Regions from separate parts of the Mus musculus genome. Here all the other regions are linked to region 2. The links are chromatin loops, found by intact Hi-C in ENCODE. Cell type or tissue: left cerebral cortex. All regions are shown on one strand.

Region 1 (8,000 bases), 280 kb after region 2:
CTTACTGTGCAGAGTGAGTGTGCACATGCATACACACTCATGAGTGTGCATGCGTGTGCACGAATGCACACACACACACCTAGATTTTTTTTCTTGGGGTGCTGTGGTTGAACCTGGGCCTAGTGCATGAAGCAAGCACTTTTTTTTTTCATAGCTGAGGACTGAACCCAGGGCCTTTCACTTGCTAGCCATGTACTCTACCACTGAGCTAAATCCCCAACACCGCCCCCCCCCCTCCGCCCTGCCACCCCTGCCCAACCCTGAGAGGCAAGCGCTCTTGACTGATCTATAGCCCTGGCTTATTTTTTCTTTAACTGATACTTAATATTGAGTACCTACTATGTTTTCTGCTCTTGAATAAGCTATGAAGAAGTCTCTTCAGTCATCACTGAAGAAAATGCATAGATGCCAGAACATGTGATCCTACCTACCTTGGGGAAGAGCAGGGGCTGTTTTGAGCTGAATTCAAAGAATGAATGGTGAGGATTTCAGCTGCATGGAGCAGTTTGGGTGGCAGTTGCATGAAAGGAAGAAATTAATGTTCAAGAACTGAAGGCCAGCCAGACAAGATGGCTCAATGGTAAAGGTGCTTGCTGCCTGATGACCTGGGATCCACACAGTGGAAGGAGAGAGCCAACTCACAAAGTTGTCCTCTGACCTCTCTCTACACATGCATCATAGCAGGTACATGCCCACACAAATAAATGAGCAAGTAAAAGCACTGGGTATATGGCACCACATATAAACCTGGCACTCAGAGGTAGTATGGCCAGCCAGGGTAACATAGTAAAGCCCTGCCTCAAAACAGCCTGAGTGAAGGGCAGGTTCTGTGTTCACAGCCACTTCCACTGGTCTCTTAAGACAAGGGGTGAGAGCCGCACAAGTATTTCGATGGATTACCTCCCACTCCTACCCCTGTAAACATTCTAACGTTTCACATTTATTCCCAGGTTCTCTGATGTTCTGTGTCCTCAGTGTTGATAGAGAAGCAAACATTGCATAATATTTCCGTTTGTGCTCTTGGACCCAGAACAAGCCCTCCCTCTCTTGGTGTTGCTTTGAGAAGTGCAGTACTTAGCTGAAATTAAATTCCTAGTAGTCACTTAAGGGCACTAACTGAGTCTCCACATGCCAATACCAACAAAAGCAAGAGAAGGCTATTCACTTAATCCCAGCATTTAAAACCAACCCAGGCTGCAGTAAAGAATCACAGGAATTCCTTAATGAACTGTTGAGCCAACAGCTCCACCCTGGCCAGAGAACAGGCAGAGGTCCTGGTGACCAAGAGCAAAGGACCAAGACTGGCCCCTGAGCCTGACTCTTCAACCCCGCTTAAAAATAATAACAACAGTGACTAAGCAACATAGTGTGTTTCTTCTAAAGAAAAGTGTTTGAGAAGTTGGAGGCTTATCCTGGAATTTGTGTATAAACTACAAAAGTCACTGGTCAAAATGTATCACTCCTAAAAGTGTAACAAACAACAAAGGCCAGCTCACTAGGCAGCATGGTCCTAAAATGTTAGAACTCAAGAGTCAGAGGGAGAAAAGATGGCTGGTCTGAGATCAGTTCAGGCTACAGTAGGCAGTTTAAAGCTAGGCTGGGATATAGAGCAAGACAACCTAAAAGCATCATTTTAGGAGAGTCTTCTGTCAAGTTGTGCCTTCCCAGTCCTTAAGCCGTTCATGGCCCTGATGTCTGCCTTCTTCGTGGACAGACCCTTTCACCCCACGCCTCTCTCAGCTGATAATACAGGTTTCCACATTCAAGTGCCTGTAGGCTAGGCATGCTGCCACAGGAAGTATTCAGGAAGCACAGGCAGGAGAATGGAAACTTTGAGGCTAGCCTAGGGTACAGATACCTTCTCTGTCACTTTCTTAATGCCACACAGTGACTTTGACAATTTCAGGATTTCTCTATCCCTAACCCAAAGGCAGACTCATCTCTGACTAATGAAAGAAATGATTGTTTGCAAGGATTTCCAAGGCTATCCCAGCTTCCAACTTTCCTAGGCCATCCCAGCTTTCCCACGTAACCTCTCAAGAGCCTCGGCTAACTGATACTGCTCCCCCCCACCCCCCATTTCACTGTGAACAGTCCCCTGGGACTTATCTCTGCTACTCTGTCCCTTTAGCCTTTATTTTTCGGTCAAATTGGAAGCAACCACATATCACAGCAAGGTCAGAAGATGGTGCCAGCCCCCCTGGAACTGAAGTTCCAGGTCGTGAGACTGGACAGGGATGCTGGGGAAACAAACCTGGTTCCTCTGGAAGAACAGCTAACGTTCGTTCATAGCCACTAAGTCATCTCTCCAGTCCCATTCCTTAAATCCTGTCAGCCTGCTGGGTGGTGGTGGCTCACGCCTTTAATCCCAGTACTGGGGAGGCAGAGGCAGGCGAATCTCTGTGAGTTCAAGACCAAGCTGGTCTACAGAGTGAGTTCCAGGACAGCCAGGACTACACAGAGAAGACTAGTCTCAAAAAACAAACAAACAAAAAAAAAACAAAACAAAAAAACAAAAAAACAAAAAAAAAACCAAAAAACAAAAAACAAAAACAGACAACAAAACCAACAAAACAAAATCATGTTAGTCTGTTGGAAGATGGACCTGGGGTCACTGAGCCTCTTTTTCTGTTGTCCAATCTGTCTATGTAGTAAAATCGTTCTCTGCCTTTACCACCATTGTCTTTAACTGGTTCAACTTGGGGCTTGTGAACTCCTGGACCCAGGCCTTTTGCCCTATGTCCTCCAGTAACAACCCAACTAACACAGCATGACAAAAGTTCAGCCAACAGACACCTTGCAGGAGCAGGGGTGGGGGGTGGGGGCAAAGGCAGGTGCAGGACCCCAGCAACACCTGGTGCAGGACAGCAGACCAACCAGCAGCTTCATCATGTCAGCAAACCTCCACAGTAACTTGTATTATTTGCTGGTGGAAACAGGAAAGCTGCCAGGAGTCCCTGCAAACTGTCAAGTGAAATAGAACATGGCGCATCGCTTGCTCTTTGTGGCTGGAGAGAGGAAATGGCAGACACAGAAAGACAGATGACCCGCAATATGCGTGCATCTGCTCCTGAGCCTGAGACTCCTGAATCAGCAGTAGGAACCCGGGCTCCCAGGAAGGCAGTGTGCACCTCTGCAGCCCGCTCCCTGCATCTAACCTGCAGGGAACCCCTCAGAGAGCTTGGGCTTCCGGGAGAGCATGGCTGTAGGGGAGGCCTCTTCTAAAAAGTCTTTATGAAAGGAATTGAGGAAAACAAAACTATCAGGTGACATGGGGCAGGAGTTAGAGAAGCCAAGTGATTATGTAAAGCTTTGCTTGGGAGTTTAAATAAGATGACCTCATTTTAACAATTGCTGTTCAGTGTTGGGCAATAGACTCTTAGGGATTTATGGTTTGTTTTGACAGAGTTTCTCCATGTAGCCCTGGCTGTCCTGAAACTTGCTTTGTAGATCAGGCTGACCTCAAACTCACAGATATCTGCTTGTCTCTGACTCCCAAGTGCTGGGATTAAAGGCATACGTTACCACCTCTTGACAGCTGACGTTCAGTTTTTATTAAGATCTGGAATCTAAGGTTAGCATGAAGAACCAACTCAGTGAGCAAGTGACTGCCCACCCAGACACCAGGCTCTGACCCAGCCAGTCCCTGTTGCTGGACAAACACTCTGAGGGCTCTCTAAGCAGGGAACTAGGTAACTCTCTTGGTAACTAGATAACTCTCCTCTAGGTTACTAGGATTCACCTTACAGATCCCGTTGGCAGATCCTGTTGGTTGATCGCCTGCCAGATCATGTGCCCACCTCCAGGGTCTTCCTATACATCAGTTCCAGGAACAGATTCATTTAATTATTTACTTCTTGGTATTTTTCAAGATAGGCTCTCGCTGGCCTGAAACCCACTGCTTTTATTTTATTGTGCACTGTGGCCACATGCAGGCCAGAGGACAGCTCTCCAGGCTGGTTCTCTCCTGCCACCTTGTGGGACCTGGGGTTGGAACTCAGCCCAGTCAGGTTTAAACACAAGCACCTCCATCAGCTGAGCCATCGCCAAGGCTCTTACTTAACAGTTACTCTTGGCTGATCCTACACCCACAATTACAAAGACACGTGCTCATCCATCACGGAAATGATGTTCAGCTGGGCACCTCAGCATTTAGAGCCGTCTGCTGACTGATTCTTCAATGCTTTCCCCGGCTTTAGGGAGTAGCAGGGGGAGGGGGGCAAGCTCTGAACCCAAATCCAACTTCTATCTCTTACTATTATTTTGTATCTATCATCCAACTATCTATCTATCTATCTATCTATCTATCTATCTATCTATCTATCTATCTATCTATCTATCTATCCATCCATCCATCCATCCATCCATCCATCCATCTATCTATCTATCTATCATCTATCTATCATCTATCTATCTATCTATTTATCTATCTATCTATCTATCTATCTATCTATCTATCTATCTATCTATCATCTATCTATCCATCCATCTATCTATCTATCTATCTATCTATCTATCTATCTATATCTTCAAGACAGAGTTTATGTGTGCGGTTGTCCTGGAACTCACTCTGTAGACCAGGCTGGCCTTGAAATCAGGTATCTACCTGCCTCTTTCTGCCTTGAGTGCTGTGATTAAAAGTGTGCATTACCACAACAGTGTGTGTGTGTATACACTCTGTTGTGGTAATACACGCACACCCACCCACCCACACACACATACAAATACATACATATACATATATATATATGTGTGTATACATATATATATATGTATATGTATGTAAATATAATTTTTTTGAGGCAGCGTCTCTCACTGAACTTGGAGCTCACTGGTTCAGCTAGCTGGACTGATCAGCGGGTTGTCTTCAGTCCACAGCACTGGGACTGCATCATGGGTCACCACACCCACCTCCTGCTGCAGGATGGGTCTCCACGCCTGGCTCCTGCTAGTACTTTATTCACTCATGGAAAGGGAACTGGGCACGTGAAAAGCTGTGGGAGAAAAGGGAGACAGAGCCAGGAGTGCTTCGTAAACTCTAGACCTCTCAGTGCTGAGCTCTGAGGCAGTTCAGCAGGCTCACCTGCCCGAAGCGCCACTCCTTCAGCACGCATGAGAAAACAGGGTGAAACTGGTCCTCCTACCAGAAAATGTTTTTCTTCTGTAAATGTAGCAAACATGAGAGTTATACATCACATTTTCCAAAGGGTCAGGTGTTTATTCTAGCATTGTGGTTTCTTCTTGAAATGCTTTCTACTTTTCACTGGAATATAGCAAATGTGAATATATATGTAGCAGTGTAGCATTTGACCCGTGGAGACAATACTGAATATTAGCACATCTTAAATACATGTTCTATATGCATGAGTGTTTTGCCTGCATGTTTGTACACCACATGGGTCCTTGGTGCCTGTCTGTGGAGGTCAAAAGGGTGCATGCGATCCCCGGAACTGAAATACGGATGATGGTAAGCCTGCATTTGGTGAACCCAGGTCCTCTGCTGGAGTAACAAGTTCTCCTAACCACTGAGCCGTCTCCAGCCCCAGGGACTGACTCTCGGGAAGCCCAGGTGCTGGAGCTCCGTCTGCCTGAGCGGTTTATGTGGGAGGAAATGCTGGATACAGCAGATTACTAACAAACCGGTAAAATGCCAGGCATTGTCACACACCTTCAAAGCCAGTACTTTGGAGGCAGAGGCAGGGGGATTTCTGTGAGTTGGGAATACAACTGGTTTACATATTGAGTTTCAAGACAGCCAGGGCTATATAGTGAGACCCTGTCTCAAAATAGATAAGTAAATAAATAAGTAAATAAAGGGATTAATAAATACATTGGCAAACTGTCAGTCCACATTTTTTTCTCTCACCTTTATTTTCTTCTTTTCATATTCTTAGGAAGATTTAGAGTATTCTAAACTCCTGGGGAAAATTTTTTTTTCCTTCTCGCTCCGGCCCAAAGATTGATTTATTTATTATATGTAAGTACACTGTAGCTGTCTTCAGATACACCAGAAGAGGGCATCAGATCTCATTACAGATAGATGGTTGTGAGCCACCATGTGGTTGCTGGGATTTGAACTCAGGACCTCTGGAAGAGCAGTCAATTGTCTTAACAGCTGATCCATTTCTCCAGCCTCTCTGGGAAACTTTTTTAAAAAGACAAACATTTGCCATCTGTTCACACATGGATGACAAGTGTGCAGGAATATGTAAAAATAGCACTAAAATGGTAAAAACTGGGTCTATTTCTTAACTTTTATGGAGAGAACACAGATAACCTTGAGAATCTAAGAAAGAAAAATGTAGGTCTTCTCTTTTAAAGCAACAGGAATAACTAAGTGGCCCGAGAGATGGCCCAGTGGTTAAGATCACTGTCTGTTCTTCCAGAGGGTCTGGGTCAGTTCCCAGCTCCCACATGACAGCTCACAACAATCTGCAATCTGTAACCCCAGTTCCAGGGGCTCGGACACCCTCTTTTGGTGTATCAGTCACTGCATGAGAAACATCCATATAACAACAACAACAACAACAACAACAACAACAACAACACTGTTCCTGCAGGTAGAAAAGTTTCTTCATGGCACAGTGCTTGTCTGATGTGTGAGAAGCCTAACATCAACACACATTTCAAGAGAAAACACATGCCAAGCTTTTGTGTAAGCACTGTGTCAACACCTCCCAATGCCATATATAAAACATTAAACTTAGAAGTCCCAGGGCTCCCAAAGGCCTCTTAGTCCTTGACCTTTTCCACTAAACCTGTTCTCAACTTAAAAACAACTTTCTCCACCCACCAGCCGACCGTCTCCACCCACCAGCCTGTTGTCTCCACCTAGCAGTCGGCTGTCTCCACCCACCAGCCGGCTGTCTCCACCCACCAGCCGGCTGTCTCCACCCACCAGCCGGCTGTGTCCACCCACCAGCCGACCGTCTCCACCCACCAGCCTGCTGTCTCCACCCACCAGCCTGCTGTCTCCACCCACCAGCCTGCTGTCTCCACCCACCAGCTGGCTGTCTCCACCCACCAGCCGGCTGTCTCCACCCACCAGCCAGCTCACTCCAACCACCATCCTGCTATTTCTATCCCCACCCACCAGTCTTGGAGAACTCACCCATGCTAGCTCCTCTCTTTCCAAGGGCATAGGTATGTGAATCCACTCACTGTCATTCTCACCATCCTGTCGTCCTGGCCTGTTGCCATTCACATCCACCGATTTTAACAGGGCCTTTTTATTTTTTACGCCATCTGCATCGTTTGCAGTTTTTATCTGGTAACACAGCTTCTGCCACTGTTGCTCAAGCTGAAAAATGTCATCTTAGATCACCTCTCCTCACTTCCCCTCCACACCAGAGTCCCTCTATTGCTTCTGGACCCATTGCTCTACCTGTGCTGACTGGCCTCCAGCTTGACCCTTCACACCTATATTCTACTACATCCTGACATCCTTCTGTGGTGACTCATGCAAAGCTTCCTGGGCAGTGGTGGCATCTGCCTTTAATCCTAGCACTCAGGAGGCAGACAGAGATGGATCTCTGAGTTAGAGGCCAGCCTGGTCTACAGAGCGAGTTCCAGGACAGCCAGAGCTACAACAGAGAAACCCTGTGTCTTAGTCAGGGTTTCTATTCCCGCACAAACATCATGATCAAGAAGCAAGTTGAGGGGAGGGGAGGAAGGGTTTCAGCTTACACTTCCATACTGCTGTTCATCACCAAGGAAGCCAGGACTGGAACTCGAGCAGGTCAAAAAGCAGGAGCTGATGCAGAGGCCATGGAGGGATGTTCTTTACTGGCTTGCTTCCCCTGGCTTGCTCATCTTGCTCTCTTATAGAACCCAAGACTACCAGCCCAGAGATGGTCCCACCCACAAGGGGCCCTTGATCACTAATTGAGAAAATGCCCCACAGCTGGATCTCATGGAGGCATTTCCTCAACTGAAGCTCCTTTCTCTGTGATAACTCCAGCCTGTGTCAAGTTGACACAAAACCAGCCAGTACACCCTGT
Region 2 (8,000 bases):
TCTGGCAAGTGATCCCATCCAAAGGTTTGTACAATCTGGCTGAACTGACTGACACACCTTTAACTTCACTGGCTGGAATACAGGCACACCCTTACTACACCCCTTTTTATCTCAAGAGACAGAGGCAAGCAGATCTCTGATTTCAAGGACAGCTTGGTATAGAGCAAGTTTCAGGTAAAAAGCAGTTTAGGTCCAGGCATGATGGTTCAGTCAGTCAGTGGGGAGTCAGGGCACTGGAGTTGAGTACGTTTCTGAGCTCACACAGTTCAGTGCAGGACAGGAGAGGCAGTTGAAGGCAGAGAATGAGAAGCAGCCAGCTGGGTAGTGGATATGTGCATATTCAGCCTCTTTAGGGGTTAGGAGGAAAGCAGATCTGTTGGGGAGGAAAGAGTGTCCCCTGAGCGCTTCTGATCATCTATTGCTGGGTAGCTGACCACCCTGTGTCCTGTGAGAAAGCAACGGGATTTAAGCATGTCACAGGAATTGGGGCAGAGCATGGCAGGGAGGGCTGCACATAGCCTGGGCCTCAGAACACTTTCAGATCTGGGCTGGAGTCAGGTGAAGTCTTCAGCCTGGGGAAGGACCTGGGTTTAGTTAGAGTTGCTACACAAAACACCTCACGTGACCTGCCCTGTGGCTTGGACTTCTCCTATGTGGCTTGTGATAGGAGGTAGAGTAAGGAGTGTGTGTGTGTGTGTGTGTGTGTGTGTGTGTGTGTGTGTAGGGTTCAGAGAGCTGTAGGAGAGATTCCTTGGAGGTCTATTTGAGAGCAAGCTTGGCTACTAGGACTGACTCCCGAGTACATCATACCAGGTCACTACTGCCATATCTTATTGGTCAAAGCAGTCATGTGCTCCTTCAGATCCAGGGACTTACTATGTAGTTCAGATGGGCCTCAAGCTCACTGGGCTCCTCCTGCCTCAGTTCCCCTTGAGGTAACATTCCCACCGTGCAGTCCTTGGATCTCATTTTGTTTCTTTTTGAAGATTTGTTTTTTTTTACTTATAGATCTGTTTGTGTCTGTATGTGCATACCACACATGGATGATCTTGGAGGCAGAGGACAACACCAGAGATCCCTTAGAGTTTGAGCTGCAGGTGCCTGCAGTGGGTGCTAGTCCTTTAGAGGAGCAGCAAGCAATATTAATTAATGATTTTTAAAAAAAGGGTTCTTTATTTTAAGTATATGAGTACACTGTAGCTATCTTCAGACACACCAGAAGGGGTGTCAGATCTCATTACTGGGGATTAATCTCTCTAGCCCCTTCCTTTCTTTAAGGATTTATATATTCATTTTTATATGTGTGAGTGTTTTGCCTTCATATGTGGTCCCTCAGAGGCCAGAAGAGGGCCTTAGAGCTCTTAGAACCGGATTGTGGAGGGTTGTGAGAAACCGTGTGGTTGCTAGAAACTACACCTGAGTCCTCTGGAAGTCAAAAGATGCTCTTAATCATTGAGCTAGCCCATTTCTTTCTTTCTTTTTTTTTTTTTTAAGATTTATTTATTTATTATATGTAGGTACACTGTAGCTGTCTTCAGACACTCCAGAAGAGGGAGTCAGATCTCCTTACAGATGGTTGTGAGCCACCATGTGGTTGCTGGGATTTGAACTCCGGACCTTCGGAAGAGCAGTCAGGTGCTCTTACCCACTGAGCCATCTCACCAGCCCGAGCTAGCTCATTTCTTAACAGTGGTTTTTAAATATATATATATATTTATTTATTTAATGTGTGTACACGTGTGTGTGTGTGTGCGTGTGTGTGTGGAGGTCAGAAGTTCATTTTTGGGTGTCAGTCTTTTCTTTCTACCATGTGGATTCCAGGCACTGAACACAGGCTGTCCGTCAGACTAGAAACCCACTGAGCCATCTTGCTGTTTGGATCTCATTTCTTGATGGAAGGTGTCATGAATTAATAGTCTTTTTTTCATTAGTATTTTTAAAGATGTATTTATTTTATTTATATGCATGCACTGTAGCTGTCTTCAGACACACCACAAGAGGGCATAGGATCCTATTACAGATGGTTGTGAGCCACCATGTGGTTGCTGGGGATTGAACTCAGGACCTCTGGAAGAACAGCCAGTGCTCTTAACTGCGGAGCCATCTCTCCAGCCCCCAAATCATTAAGTAGTCTTAAACTAAACCGAGATGAGACAACTCCAGAGTAAGAGTACTTCCTCAAGGCCTCACTACAGATTCCTGCAAGTTCTTCTCTGATTTCCACATGGGCATTCTCTCTCTCTCTCTCTCTCTCACACACACACACACACACACCCATACACTAAATAAATTCATACATAAATAATACTAGGTGCAATTGAACAAATTGGTGGATCTTGGGGCTTCCGGAATGTCATGGAGTCAAGAACTTTACATGGGATTACATCCGTAGCACTCATTAGCTCAGTTCAGAGGTAATCTCAACGTCTTGCCCCTAAGCAGCTTTGAGCTCACGCTTCTTTCCCTCCCTCCCTCCTTCTTTCCTTTATGGTGGCTTTGAGATAACATCTCTCTATGAGTCCTGGCCCGCCTAGAACTCGAGACAGAGCAGACTGATTTTGAATTTAGCTCCTCAGTTTATGTAATGTTGGGGATTGACTCCTGGGCTCCCTGCTTCTAACATCCCCAGCTTCCATTTTGGAGCACCTTGGAAAGAAAGAGACACTAGGATCCCCTCAGGCTGTGTGTGCCACCCCCCCCCCCCCCATGCACACAGTGGGGAAAAAAATCATAAATCAGTTGTCTCCCTGTGACAAAATTTCAATACTAAACACAAAAGTTACAATGTAAAATAAAGATCTTAATAGTTTTTGGTAAGAATACAGGAATGTAAAATTTGAAATGTAAATAAAGAAAATAATAATAATAAAAGAGGGGAAAAAGAATACAGGGATTTTTTTTTTTTGGCCTTCCTTATATATACTAAACTAGAATGAGTACTTTTGGACTACATATAGGTTACATACTGAGGTGGCTAAAAAAAAAAAAAAAAAAGCTATCCCCAACTCCCCATCAAGCTAGGGCACGTCTTTGATTCCAACACTCAGCAAGGAGGCAGATGAAAGTGGATCTTTGTCCTTTGTCGGTTGAGTAGAGAGTTCCAGGTCAGGCAAGACTGCATAAAGAGATGTCTTTCTTTCTTTCTTTCTTTCTTCTTCTTCTTCTTCTTCTTCTTCTTCTTCTTCTTCTTCTTCTTCTTCTTCTTCTTCTTCTTCTTCTTCTTCTTCTTCCTCCTCCTCCTCCTCCTCCTCCTCCTCCTCTTCTTCCCCTTCCCCTTCCTCTTCCCCTTCCTCTTCCTCTTCCTCTTCCTCTCCTCCCCCTCCCCTCTCCGTTCCTCGCTCCTCCAGACAGGGTCTTAACTGTGTAGCCCTGGCTGAATAGGAATTCACTATGTAGACCAGGCTGGCCTCAAACTCAGAGATTAGCCTGCTTCTGCCTCTTGTGTGCTGGGATAAAAGGCGTGCACCATTATACCGAATGCGGTGTATGTAGCCGTGTGTGTAGAGGTCTGCAGAGGTCCTCAAGCTGGCATTAGACGCCCAGTGCTGAGAACTGAGCTTAGGCCTTCTGCAGAAGCAGCCAGCGATTGTAACAATGAAACCATGTCCCCAACCCCTATTCCCACAGAAGTTCTTTTTATAAGTCTTTAGGAGTCAAGGCAAGATGAAGCAAGTTCGACTGTGATCTTTTTTCTTGTGTTTTGAGACAGGTCTCATGTAGCCCAGGCTGGCTCTCACTGAGGAGAGAATGACCTTGAACTTCAGATCCTCCGGTTTCCACCTCCTGAGTGCTGGGATTACAAGAAGCACCGAAAAAGAAATCAAAGAGTTGTTGGCAGGCATAATCCAGAATCTGGGGTAGATGAAGGATGTGGCCTGTAGGCAGGTCCATCAGGGAAAATGGGGGAAAAGACATGACAGATGCATGCTCTCCCGAGTGAGAGGGACTGGAAGAAGTAAGGGCAACGTCCCGGAGTCCTCTTGCTTGAGAGTTTGTGGAAGGTAGGCGTCATATGCAGCAGGTGCCGCATCTTCCCAAGGAGAGCAGAGCAGGCGACGGCAGCCTGCGCTCTCCAAGATCCGCGGTAGAGGGCGCTGTAGCCACGCCCGTCCTGCGTCTCCGGGGCGGGACGAGCTCCAGGCCGGGGGGCGGGGCCGCACGCTCACGTGACCCTCGCTCATGGCGGCGGCGGCGGCGGCGGCAGCGGCAGCGCCGGCGGCTCTCGGCGGCTGGAGCCGGATCCTGTAGCCGGGGTGTGGGCCCGCGTCAGTCCGTCCCTCCTTCGGCCCCCTCTCGTCTTCCGGAGTGTGGCTGGCGCAGCCGCGATGGCGGAGCGAGGCCTGGAGCCGTCGCCGGCCGCGGTGGCCGCGCTGCCCCCCGAGGTGCGGGCGCAGCTGGCTGAGCTGGAGCTGGAGCTGTCTGAGGGTAGGCGAGCGCGCGGCGGGCCGGGCGAGCGGGCGAGCGGGCGGCGGCCTGTGGGCGGCTGGGCTGGCGGGGCTCGCCGCTCCCCACCCGCGAAGCGCGGCTGGGCTTTCATTGTTGTCCCTGGGGGGCCCCGCAGGACCCGGGGACGGGTCAGCTGGAGACAAAGCTGCGCCCTCCGGCTGACACCTTGCCCCTCTGCTGCCTTGCTCCCGAAGGGCCGCTCGCCTGTCCCCTCGCTCCGGCTTCAGAACGAGGCGCAGGGGGACGCCGCAGCTGCACGTCTTCCTGCTTCTCTAACAATGCGAGGTGCCTCACCAGTGACAGGCGTGAGAAAGGAGCGGGGGAGCCATTGAGGGTCCGAGGGAGGTCGGAAGCGGTGGCGCTAACCCAGAGACCCCCCGATCCGCTGCCTCTAGACCGCCTCTGTCCTTGGGAGCAGCAGGCTTTTCTTGCCACCTGCATTCAGTCTAGGTTTTCCTATCTGGTCACCTTTTGGAGTCTTTGTAGAGGTGGCTACCGGGTACATGCAAATCCTGGCCGGCACCCTCTTTCTTTTGACAATGGATTGGTACAGGGAGGGTTGGGTTTGTGTAGATAATTTCAAACATGGACTAAATCTGGGCTCTGTTACAAGAGAAGTGCCTTGGATAACAATGAGGACCTCAATGCCGGCTGTGGGCATGTGGTCAGGCGAATGTGCTGTGGAGATCAGCTTCTCTGTAAAGTTCCTGTTTTTATCGCAGGCGGCCTCTGAACAAAAGCAGCATTTTCTCCGCGCTTGGTTTCCGTACACTTCGCTGATGTCTCCAGAGTTGCATATTGTTGAATTCCTTGCCAAAGACCCTCCCCAGTATTTTTCAAGTTCACTAAAAACTGTTGATTGGAAAAGAGTAAGGAATGTGATCAAGTTCCCAGGAGCGTTCTAGTTCCGACTTTTTGTTAACTTGTCACGACACTGGGCTTTTTCAAACCTTTTTGAGAATCACTTATAGTGAAAAGCCAGAAGTGCGTTTGAGTGTCACAGATCTTACTCGATTGAAGGAAATAATTAATTTTAATAACCCTTTAAGGCTTTCCCAATGTGTAGGGTGGTGATCTTTTCACCTGCATGCAATTATCAACATATTACTTTTCAATTAATCAGTGGGGAAGCGTTTAGGAAGATAGGAAACCTTTGGGTTGCTTGCCCGGTGATACCTTTGGTTACAATATTTACCAGATTTAAAAAAAAAAAAACATTTGAAGTAGTTTATTAAAATATATTTCCCTTAAGGTTTTGTTTTTTTCTTGTCATCTTCTTGTGAAAGTGTTGCCACCGAGTGTGACGAATTCCATTCAGATCTTTTAAAACAGTTCTGTATTTACTTTCAGTAACAAATCAGCTATAGCTTTCATTAGCCAGAATGGGAGGTTTCCCTGGATGTTTGCATGAGGGGGAGATTAAAAATAGGACCTGATTGCTTTCACCGGGAAAGGGAAATCCTGGGTGCTCCCCTTGGTATGGATCTGCTCCACACGATTATTGTTTACAGCTCTTGGTGTTTCTAGACATCTTTGGAAGGCTCTTTCTAGGTTCCACTACTGACTAGCTCACCCTACTCCCTGAAAAGGTGTGAAAGTCTTAGAAACTGGGAATGCCAGGGTTTAAATGTTTTGTTTTTTTTTAAGGACCAGTGAATTGGTTATTCTTCCACGCAGGATACTTTGATTGGCACACGACTTAGTTTAAATTTCTCTCTTAAGGATTTGTACTGCATTGTCCTGCATCTTATGTCTTTGCACTCTAGAAGAAAATAGCAGTTGAGGAACCTTGAGCCTGCAGTGTCAGCGTATTGGCCATCTGTCTGTCCTGCTTCAAGTACACAGATGGTTGGTTAGAGATGTAGGAAGATGCTATCCAGAGTTCAAGTTATAAAAATAAATCAGGGATCCCCAGATCTGTGGTAGTGTTTGTGACATCTGCAGCATATTTTGAACTAATCTCGTTCCCTTTTTTTTTTAATGTTTTCTTCATAATTACTGTTCTGACAGAAAAACTTTGCCTCGCCCCCTCCCCCACTCAAGCCTTTGTCCCGACTTGCTGACGTTGGTGAGTTCCTTCTTTCCGTTGCTGGTTTTTGTAGGTTCAGGCTCTACTCGGTTCTAAAGATAGGGAGAGTCTGAGCAAAGGACTGTTAGAGCATTTTCTTTGTGCGTGTGTTCTGCTGCAGGCTTTGGTCACAGATCAGCCGCTCTGCTGAGATGCAGGTCCCTGCCTCCTCTGGGTTGTTTGCCGCAGAGCACGGTGCAGAGCCCTGTGTGGTGGGTCTGCTGGTACAGGCTGCTCACCGTGGACCTCTTCTGCCCTGACAGCCTGGAACTGTCTGGGGAACCATTTAGAAAATGAACTTACACGTTAATTTCTTGATAGATGAGTTGGATAGGGTTCTTATCTTAGTCTCTGTTTATTTTCTCAGGAGCTTCACGTGCCATCTGCCACCCCACAGTGTAGTGGGGCTCATTGAGAATTGTTTCCTTTAATCTGTCCTTTAATCACCTGTGTGGTGCTTTCATGACGTCATCCGAGTGTCACTAAGCTACTTGCTGATGTTAAAGCAGATGCACTCAGTGCCCCTGGCCCTCTAGTTTAGCAGAGGGAGGACTTGGACTCAGAAAGGTTAAGTGTTCCTTCATTTACAACTGCATCTCTGGTGAGAGCCATTATCTCAAGCTGTGATGTGATTATGGGATCTGATGGCTTAAATAGCCGAGTTGTGATTGCACAATAGTTTTTTCTTCCTCTAAGGAAGTGCTCCATTCAGTGTTTATGCCACAGTTCTGCACCGTCCTGATGGTTCCCAAAGCTGTGGTCCCTGCGTGCTGATTGGCTCCTGTATGTTGCGTCTTTCTGTGCGGAGGATACAGAGGTGAGCAGGAGCCAGCTTTCAAGGAGCTCTGAGCCTGCCAGAGGACATCTCTTAAAAATGTCAACAAAACGTCACAGGAGACCATGACAGAGCCATGTTCAGGGGCTGCCTTCTAAGAAAAGAGGAAGCAGCATGCTTTGCCACTGTGAGAGCTGTAAATACCAGGTTGTGTGGTTAGTAGCAAAGGCTGTGATTTGGGTGGTCCAGGGCTCACTGTGAGGGAAGAAGGCTGTTAGGCACCGCTTGCACTGCAGGTTGGAGGGTGAGCAAGTCTTTCCGTGTCTTAGTACAGCCCAGAGAGGGCAACTGGAAAGGTATTTAAGATAAAACAACAGTTACCGGAAGGGAGCCTCCCTTTCTTGTTTGAACACTTCTCTGGGCATGAACAGCCGCTCACTCGGCTCTGTCACTACATGTTTCGTTCCCTGTCTCTCAGGCCCTGGAAGCGGCAGAGTCCACCTTGAAGGTGGAGGCATAGACAGGACCTTCTTAGGAGCTGAAGGAGAGCGGAGAAGGAGAGGGAGGTGCTGGGTAGATCATATTTTAATCTCAGAAATGGGCAGGTCAGCTTTGTTTCGGTTTACCTGCAGTGAGACCGTGGTCACTTCCTCCAGAGACCTCACTCATGAAAGTGTAGGCTAAGAATGTACCCCAGAGCTACAGTTGAAA
Region 3 (8,000 bases), 190 kb after region 2:
AACGCACCAGTCATCTGTGAACATGGCTTTTGTTAACCGAACTGCCCCTCACATCCATTGGATGCTCCAGCGCCTGGGTGGCTTTTCAGGTAAGCAACTGAGTGAGGTAGCAGCCACAGAGCTGAGAGCTTTTCACAACCGGGAGACCCCGGAGAATGACAGACCAGAGGACTGGAGGAAGTACTACGTGCTGCCACAAGCCACAGCTGTCCGACAAGAGTGAGCTGAAAAATCAGCTCCTGGGAGGGGCAGAGCTGCTCCCACTGAAGAAAGAACCACTCTCCATCAGAGAGGGACCAGTGTGCCTATTGAGGGGAAAGGCTGCTGGGAGCATGAGTGCCAAGATGAGTATCCTAAGAAAACATCAAAGAGATGGTCCAAAGGTTCTGGAATTAGAAGATGACTGAGGGTGTCGGGGCTTAACACCCTCCATGAACCCTGGGCAACCCTAAAGGTGGAGGGGAAGCCTGCAGACTGTCTGGTGAACATGGGTGCAAGGATGCAAGGGGCAACAAGCACCAAGCCCTACCACTGACTACCTGAAGAAAGGTGGACTTGGGAGTGCAATGGGTAACTCACGTGTTTATGGTCATTCCTGGTTGCCCATATCCCCTGCTGGGAAGAGACCTCCTCACCAAGATGGAAACCCACTATTTTGGTCTAGAGGGAGTGGAAGTGCTGGATAAGAATGGCCCCATCCATGCTCTGACCTTGGCCCAAGAATAGGAACACAAACTGTTCCCTCAGCCAGCCTATCTCCAAGCCCGTTACTTCAGAGGTTCCTAGCCGAAGTCCCCAAAGTCTGGGCCGAAACAATTCAATGGGACTCACCTGACATTGAGCTCTGGTTCTAGTTCAATTAAAAGTTGGGACTAGGGGCTGGAGAGATAGCTCAGTCATTAAGAGCACTGGCTGCTCTTCCAGAGGTCGTTGAGTTCAATTCCCAGCAATCACATGGTGGCTCACAACCATCTGTAATGGGATCTGATGCCCTCTTCTGGTGTGTCTGAAGACAGCTACAGTGTACTCATATAAGTAAAATAAGTCTTTAAAAAATAAAAATTATCAGGCAACATCCAATACCCAGAGATGCCAGGCCCCTCGCTTTAATCAGCTCTGGGAGGTAGGGATTCTGAGTCCTTGCCAATCAGCATGGCACACTCCCCTCCTTTCGGTCAAGAAGTCCTATTCCAATGACTGCCAGCGTGTGCAGGATGTAAGGGAGGTAAATAAACAGTGGAAGATACCCATCCTACAGTTCCAGACTCATCCGTCCTGCTGAGCTGATGTCCAGACCCTCTAGCCTTTACCCCCAAGTGCTGGACCTTCAGGTGAGTGCCACCACACACAATCCAGGGATCCTCTCAGATAGTTCTTCATCCTTCTCTTTATTTTTAAATGATCAGCAGGGGCTGGGAGATGTCTCCAGGTTAAAGGATGAGAACGCTTCTCTTGCAGAGGTCTCATGTTAGGTTTCCGGCATGTATCAGACAGCTCACAGCTGAATGAAATGAGGACATGACCGTTCTGAGGCATATGGTTGAGGAGAAGGCTTTGAGTGTAGATGTGGGAGAGAGTACAGCCAGAGGCATGGGAAGAGGCCAGGGCAGGGAGACAAATAACAGACTGACCAGAGCTTTGACAGGGGGCAGAGCAAGAAAAAGGAAGAGAAAGTTGGAAGAGGCAAAGAGCCAAGAGAGATGGCCAAACTGGCAGGATTTTTGGAACTCAGAAGCTGGGGGAAGAGAACTGAAGGCCCTCAGCCTGGGTTTAGGGTAGGGGGTTGGTGTGTGCTAGAGAAGAGCAGATTGTGAGCCTGGCTACCAGCCTGTGCTTTGGCATGCTAACAGACACCACAGTTAGCCATTTGTCCTGGGTTTCTTTGGGACCTGACAGCAACCATTTGTAATTCTAACTCCAGAGGATCCAACGCTCATTTCTGGATTCTGAAGAAACCTGTGCGCATACCATTCCCCATCTGAGACACACAGACACACAAAATTTACAATAATATATTTAAAAAGCAAACACTTGAAAGAAAGGATGAATGTATAGAAGTGTTTGGAGGGGGGAAAGAGCTGGAGAGATGGCTCAGTGGTTAAGAGCACTGACTGCTCTTCCAGAGGTCCTGAGTTCAATTCCCAGCAACCACATGATGGCTCTGTAATGGGATATGATGCTCTCTTCTGGTGTGTCTGAAGACAGCTACATAAAAAATAAATATAGGCCGGGCGTGGTGGCACACGCCTTTAATGCCAGCACTTGGGAGGCAGAGGCAGGCGGATTTCTGAGTTGAAGGCCAGCCTGGTCTACAAAGTGAGTTCCAGGACAGCCAGGGCTATACAGAGAAACCCTGTCTTGAAAAACCAAATATATATTTATATGTGTGTACACACACACACACACACACACACACACACATATATATATCTTTAAAAGAAAAAATAAAGGTTTGGAGGGAGGAAAAGAGAGAAATGATAATATAATCTCAAAAAAAGGACCCCTTTTAAAAACACTATGGGTGATGGAATGACTGCTGCTGGCCTGTTGTTCAGGCCAGGCTGGTATCTGCAAGCTTTCCCCCGACCTTACTTTGTAGGTCACTTTCCATAATGTTGAGACTCTGACTTAGTGTTGTACTTTCCATAGTTTTTTAAGACAGGCTTTCTTTGTATAGCCTTGCCGGGCCTGGAACTTTCTATGAAGATAAGAGATAGCACTGTGCCTGCCAACCCAAAGTGCTGGGGTCAGAGGCACAGCTGACCACGCCTGGCAATTTCCATAAATTTGATAGCGACTCCAGAGAGGTTGGGTAACTAGCCTAATCAGTCAAAACCCGAGTACTTCTATTTAAAGGTAGTCATCGGCCTTAGCTTTATTGGGCAATATTTGCTGAATCACGGTGCCTGGAGTCTAATAAGCCCTTCTAAACGCTTCAGTTTTACATCACATCGTATGTTCTGAAGGCTCAAAACCAAAGTCTTCACTCACCCAGTTATTAGGAGGGAAGGTGTCAAATACAACTTCTCAAAACATTTGATAATGCACTTTGTAGAGGGCATGCTAAAAACAAGCAAGCGAGCGAGCAAACCGCTATGATGCCCTAGCAGAACCTTGCCAAGGCTGAGATAAAGGCATCTGTATGAAGGTCAACTCCCCACAAGGACATGCTAAGTCCTTTCCGAAGCACTAAGATGGCAGCGCAAGGTTTTACAGTTACTTAAACAGAGCAGGTAGCCGAGGGTCAGCTGTCCCGCCCGCGAGAGAGGGAGGTCAGGACCCCGCGCCATTGCCCCAAGATCCCCGGAGCTCCCCCAGCGTCCCCGTGGCGGCCCGCGCGCTCCCGAGCTCGCCAAGATGGCGGCGCTCACGTGACCACGCGGTGACGCAGCACGCCGGCGCGCAGGCCACGCCCCTCCCCACGCTCCCGCGCACTCCTCGGCCGCCCCCCCCCCCCCCCCCAGCCCCGGCCCCCGGCCTGTGCGGATCATGCCGCCTGCGACGCCCCTCGCGGCCGGGAAACGGTAGCCGCGACGGTTGGCTCTCGAGTTACGCTCTCCTCCCGCACCCCGCCGACCCCTGGGACGCGCGCCACCTCGCTGCGGTGCGCGGCTGGCAAGTGAGGAGTAAAGTCGGCGCCGCCTGGGACGGGGGAGTGGAGCTTCCTGCCCCGGGCAGCGGCCAGGCGGCCCCGCGGGTGAGTGGGGCGCGGCGGAGCGCGAGGCGGCCCGGGCGGGAAGGCGGCGCCGGCGGGGACGCAATGGCGGCCACGCGCCGGCCGGGGGTCGCGCGCGGCTCGGCGGGCGGTGGGGGAGGGGCGCGGTGGGGGTGGGGCCGGCCGCGCGCTTCCGGTCGCGCGCGTCCCGAGCGCCCGGGCGTTAGGCTCCCCTCGCCTCCGCGGGGCGCGTTGGGAGAGGCGCCCCGGGCCTCCCGCGCTCCTTGGCTCGGCCCGCGCCGCATGGAGGCGGGAAGAAAAGCCGAGCGGCGGCCTCCGGCAGGCTGCAGACGCCGCGGCCTTGGGCTCCCGCCTCCATGACTGGGAAAACCGAGGCAACCCGCCCTGTGGCGGGGCACGGCGTTCCTCTCCTTCCGGGAGTCTCGCCGCTGGCCGCCTAAGTTATGATAGAAACTTAAAAGAGTCTCGGTAGCCGCCTTTTCTTTTTGAGACGGGATTTGTTGCGAAGAGTTCATGGTGCAGGACTTCCAGACGCGGTCGCCGGGTCCGGTTTATTATAGCGTTTTTAGTTTTGCCTGAGACAGGGCTTACCAAACTGGCCTTAAATAAATTTATATATACATACACACACACATACATACATACATACATACATACATAGTCCAGGTTGGCTTCGAACACGGCTTATGTTAGGATTTTTTGTTTGTTTTTTTGTTTTTCTTATATGAGTACACTGTAGCTGTCTTCAGACACTCCAGAAGAGGGAGTCAGATCTCATTACAGATGGTTGTGAGCCACCATGTGGTTGCTGGGAATTGAACTCAGACCTCTGGAAGAGCAGTCAGTGCTCTTAACTGTTGAGCCATTTCTCCAGACCTTCAACATCTTTTTCAAGGAAGGAAGCTAAGACGCCTTTTCCTCACTCACCAGCTGAGAAGTCTCTGTACTTGATATTTATTGATATTTACTGTTCACTCGTGACAGTCTGCTGGTCACTGAGCACACTTTACTGCAGACAGGCACTGCCTTTAGAGAGCTTAAAGCTGGGAGAAACAGGCAGGCTAGTAAACATAGCTGTTAAGTAATTCAGAGATAACGAGCCAGGCAAGACAAATGTATTAAAATAGGACCTGATCCAGGCGTAGTGGCACAAGCCTTTAACCCCAGCTCAGGCGGCAGAGGCTCTAAAGACCAAACCAACCTCCTACCCCTCACCCAGGAAGGAAAGAAAACCACAGGACTTGGTACAGTAAGGAATGGCAGTAAGAGGTATTGCTGGGCCAGGAATGGTGGTGGACACAGCCTAGCTTCTGGGTTTTTGCATCCTAATGTGAGATCTGAAGTAAATACAGTTTCTTTAGGTCTCATCACCACAAAAACAAATCTCTTCTCTTGATATTTCACGTAGAAAGTCGCTTTCTTTGTAGGATTTATTAAAAGCACCTTGCCTTGGGCTAGGGATGTAGCCTGCTCTGTAGAGGACCTGGGTGTGTTGGCAGGTTCTGCTTAATTGAGGCAAGCGGGGATGTCTGGAGAGTCAAGTTCAAGAAAGGTCACCCTCTGCTATGTATCAGGTTTTGAGGCCAATCTGGGCTATAGAAGACCCTGTCCTAGGAGGGCAGTGCCTTGCCTTGTGTGTGACAGCCATCCATAGCCTGCGGACTTCTCCGTTTCCAGCATCTTGTTGGTGATGCATTTGGACTGCATTTCATTGCCTTCCTGATTCTGCCCAACTGTGCATCATATTATGATAGCTGCTACTTGGAACTTAATTGTTTTTATAGAAAATGTACTCAGATAGTGTATTTTGTTTAAAAAGGTGTCATTTTGAAAAGCAGACTTTAGGGCTGGCAAGATGCTCAGTGGGTAAGAGTACTGACTGCTCTTCCAAAGGTCCTGAGTTCAGGTTCTGGTGGCCATATGGTGGCTCACAACCATTCTTGATGACATCTGATGCCCTCATCTGGTGTGTCTGAAGACAGCTACAGTGTACTTAATTTGTAATAATAATTAAAATCTTTAAAAAAAAGAAAAGCAGACTTCAGTCAAGCATGGTAGGACATACCTATGGCCTTTTTCTTAGCACTCAGGAGGCAGAGGCAGCCTGGGCTTTAAAATCCTGTCTAAAAAACAAAACAAAAACCTCAGCCAGATTTAAAATTTTAGGAATGGGGAGACTGGCTGCTCTTCAGAAGAAGACCTGGGTTCAAGTCGCAGCATTCTCATGGCAGCTCACAACTGCCTGTAACTAGCTCCTGGGTAATCCTGTACCCCTACACCCTACACACATGCAGGCAAAACACCCATGCTTATAAAATAAGTTTGTTTGTTTTTAAGTGTATTTGCAGTTGATAATTCAGTAAAACAGAACAGGTACAGTTTGTTGCTTATAGTGAGAAAAAGGTGTTTGTTTGTTTGTTTGTTTGATTGAATTGGGGGGGGGTGGTGTTTGTTTCTGTTTTTTCAAAACGGTTTCTCTGTGTAGCCCTGGCTGGCCTGGAACTCAGAAATCCGACTGCCTCTGCCTCCTGAGTGCTGGGATTAAAGGTGTGTTCCACCACGCCCGGCTAAAAAAGTATTTTATGTGTATGGATGTTTTGCCTTCAAATGTGCCTGTGTGCTATGTGTTCCTCTGGAAGCCAGTAGATCCCCTGGAGTTGTATATGGTTTTGAGCCACTTTATAGGTGCTGGGAAGTCAAACCCAAGTCCTCTCAAAGAGCAGCCAGTGTTCTCAACCCACTAAGCCATCTCTCTAGCTTATGATTAAGAATTCTTAACTTGTCCAGCAGGGGTGGCACATGCCTTTAATCCCAGCACTACGGAGGCAAGAGGCAGGTGGATCCTTTGAGTTCAAACCCAGCCTGGTCTACAGAGTGAATTCCAGGAACAGCCAGGGCTATGCAGAGAAACCCTGTTTCCAAAAACAAAAAAAATCTCAACTTTTTGCTTCCTGACATGTTTTCAGTGTTGGAGAAAAAGGGCTAATGTCATTAGTCAGTGGGGAGAAAGCCAAAGCCACCTTGTTCTTATTAGAAAGCTTACTATGAAAACAGAAAAAAACAGCAAGTGCTGGTAAGGATGGGAGGAACTGCGGCTAGAATTTTTTTTTTTTTTTTTTTTTTTTGGTTTTTTGAGACAGGGTTTTTCTGTAGTATAGCCCTGGCTGTCCTGGAACTCACTTTGTAGACCAGGCTGGCCTCGAACTCAGAAATCCTCTTGCCTCTGCCTCCCGAGTTGCAGCTAGAATTCTTATGTTCTGCTAGGACAGTAAACCCGGCTGGATGCCATTAAAATTAGTACTTCAGATGGACAACAGAATAACTGATGATTTAGCAGCTCTCTAGGCTACACATACAAAGAAAATGGAAAGCAAGCTCTTTTTTTCTTTGTTCTTTCAAGACAGGGTCTTGAGTGTAGCCAGCCCTAGCTATCCTGGGACTTCTGTAAACCAGGCTACCTATAAACTTGTAAGACAGCAGTTCTCAACCTTCACAGGGGTCCAGAATTAGATAGCCTGCATGGTCAGATATTTACAATTTATAACAGCAAAATTATTATGAAGTAACAAAAAAAATAGTTTTATGGTTGGGGTCACATGAGGTATGTGTTAAAGGGCTGCAGCATTAGGAAGGTTGAGAACCACACTCACCTAGAGATGAACCTTTGCCACTAGGCCTGGCAAAAGCAGGTCTTTACGAGATAATCGTTATCCATGTTTATGGCTCAACTATTCACAGCAGTCGGGAGACTGAAGCAACCCAACTATTTGTCAGTAGATGGGGGTAAACAATGGAAGTACATTCCAGGGAGTGTTGTTCAGACTTCAAACCATGGAAACCCTGACAGGAGCTATGGTTGAATTGGGCTTTTTTTTGTTTGTTTGTTTTGTTTTGTTTTTTGTTTTTCGAGACAGGGTTTCTCTGTATACTCTTGGCTGTCCTGGAACTCACTTTGTAGACCAGGCTGGCCTTGAACTCAGAAATCCACCTGCCTCTGCCTCCCAAGTGCTGGGATTAAAGGCGTGCGCCACCACGCCCGGCTGAATTGGGCTCTTGTGCCAAATGAAGTTAGGCAGCCACAGAAGGACTCGCTCACCTTGTGGGAGTGTCTAGTCACAGGAGTTAGTAGTAGAAACAGGAGTTGCTGGTGCTCCTGGAGGAAAAAGACAGTTACTATCGGACGTAGAAAAGTCTAGAGGTTGGTTGTTCAGCTGTCAATATAGTCAACACAACGGAACTGTACTTTGAAAAATGGTAAGATAAGCCAGGCTGGTGACTCATTTCTTTAATTCCAGCACTGGGGAGGAAGGAGCTGGTGGACCTC

Evidence for each region. Peaks named below come from ENCODE experiments on the same cell type or tissue, not always from the same donor. Only the 100,000 strongest peaks of a DNase experiment are listed, where the experiment ranks them.
Region 1: it touches region 2 in a loop (2.4-fold over the local background); 11 of 42 quality-filtered maps call a loop at or near these places.
Region 3: it touches region 2 in a loop (2.7-fold over the local background); 8 of 42 quality-filtered maps call a loop at or near these places.

Annotation. Positions count from the first base shown.
Region 1 is chr15:100,317,348-100,325,347 of GRCm38, forward strand. It overlaps a transcript of Mettl7a1 not described here. Among named protein-coding and RNA genes, the nearest start is that of Mettl7a3, 14 kb to the right of the region's middle. In left cerebral cortex, CTCF peaks have their summits at 3,982 (motif pointing left) and 6,004 (motif pointing right); DNase peaks (open chromatin) are centred at 6,163 and 7,185; H3K27ac peaks cover 620 bases.
Region 2 is chr15:100,034,485-100,042,484 of GRCm38, forward strand. Dip2b (disco interacting protein 2 homolog B) reads left to right here and starts at 4,180. Exons shown (of 38, transcript NM_001159361.2): 1 at 4,180-4,425. The coding sequence starts at 4,326. In left cerebral cortex, CTCF peaks have their summits at 1,992 (motif pointing right) and 4,072; DNase peaks (open chromatin) are centred at 4,116, 4,774, 5,020, 5,946 and 4 more places; H3K4me3 peaks cover 3,577 bases; H3K27ac peaks cover 3,547 bases.
Region 3 is chr15:100,224,386-100,232,385 of GRCm38, forward strand. Atf1 (activating transcription factor 1) reads left to right here and starts at 3,474. Exons shown (of 7, transcript NM_007497.3): 1 at 3,474-3,697. In left cerebral cortex, CTCF peaks have their summits at 3,539, 4,422 (motif pointing right), 4,627 and 6,481; DNase peaks (open chromatin) are centred at 1,690, 3,334 and 4,031; H3K4me3 peaks cover 2,259 bases; H3K27ac peaks cover 1,980 bases.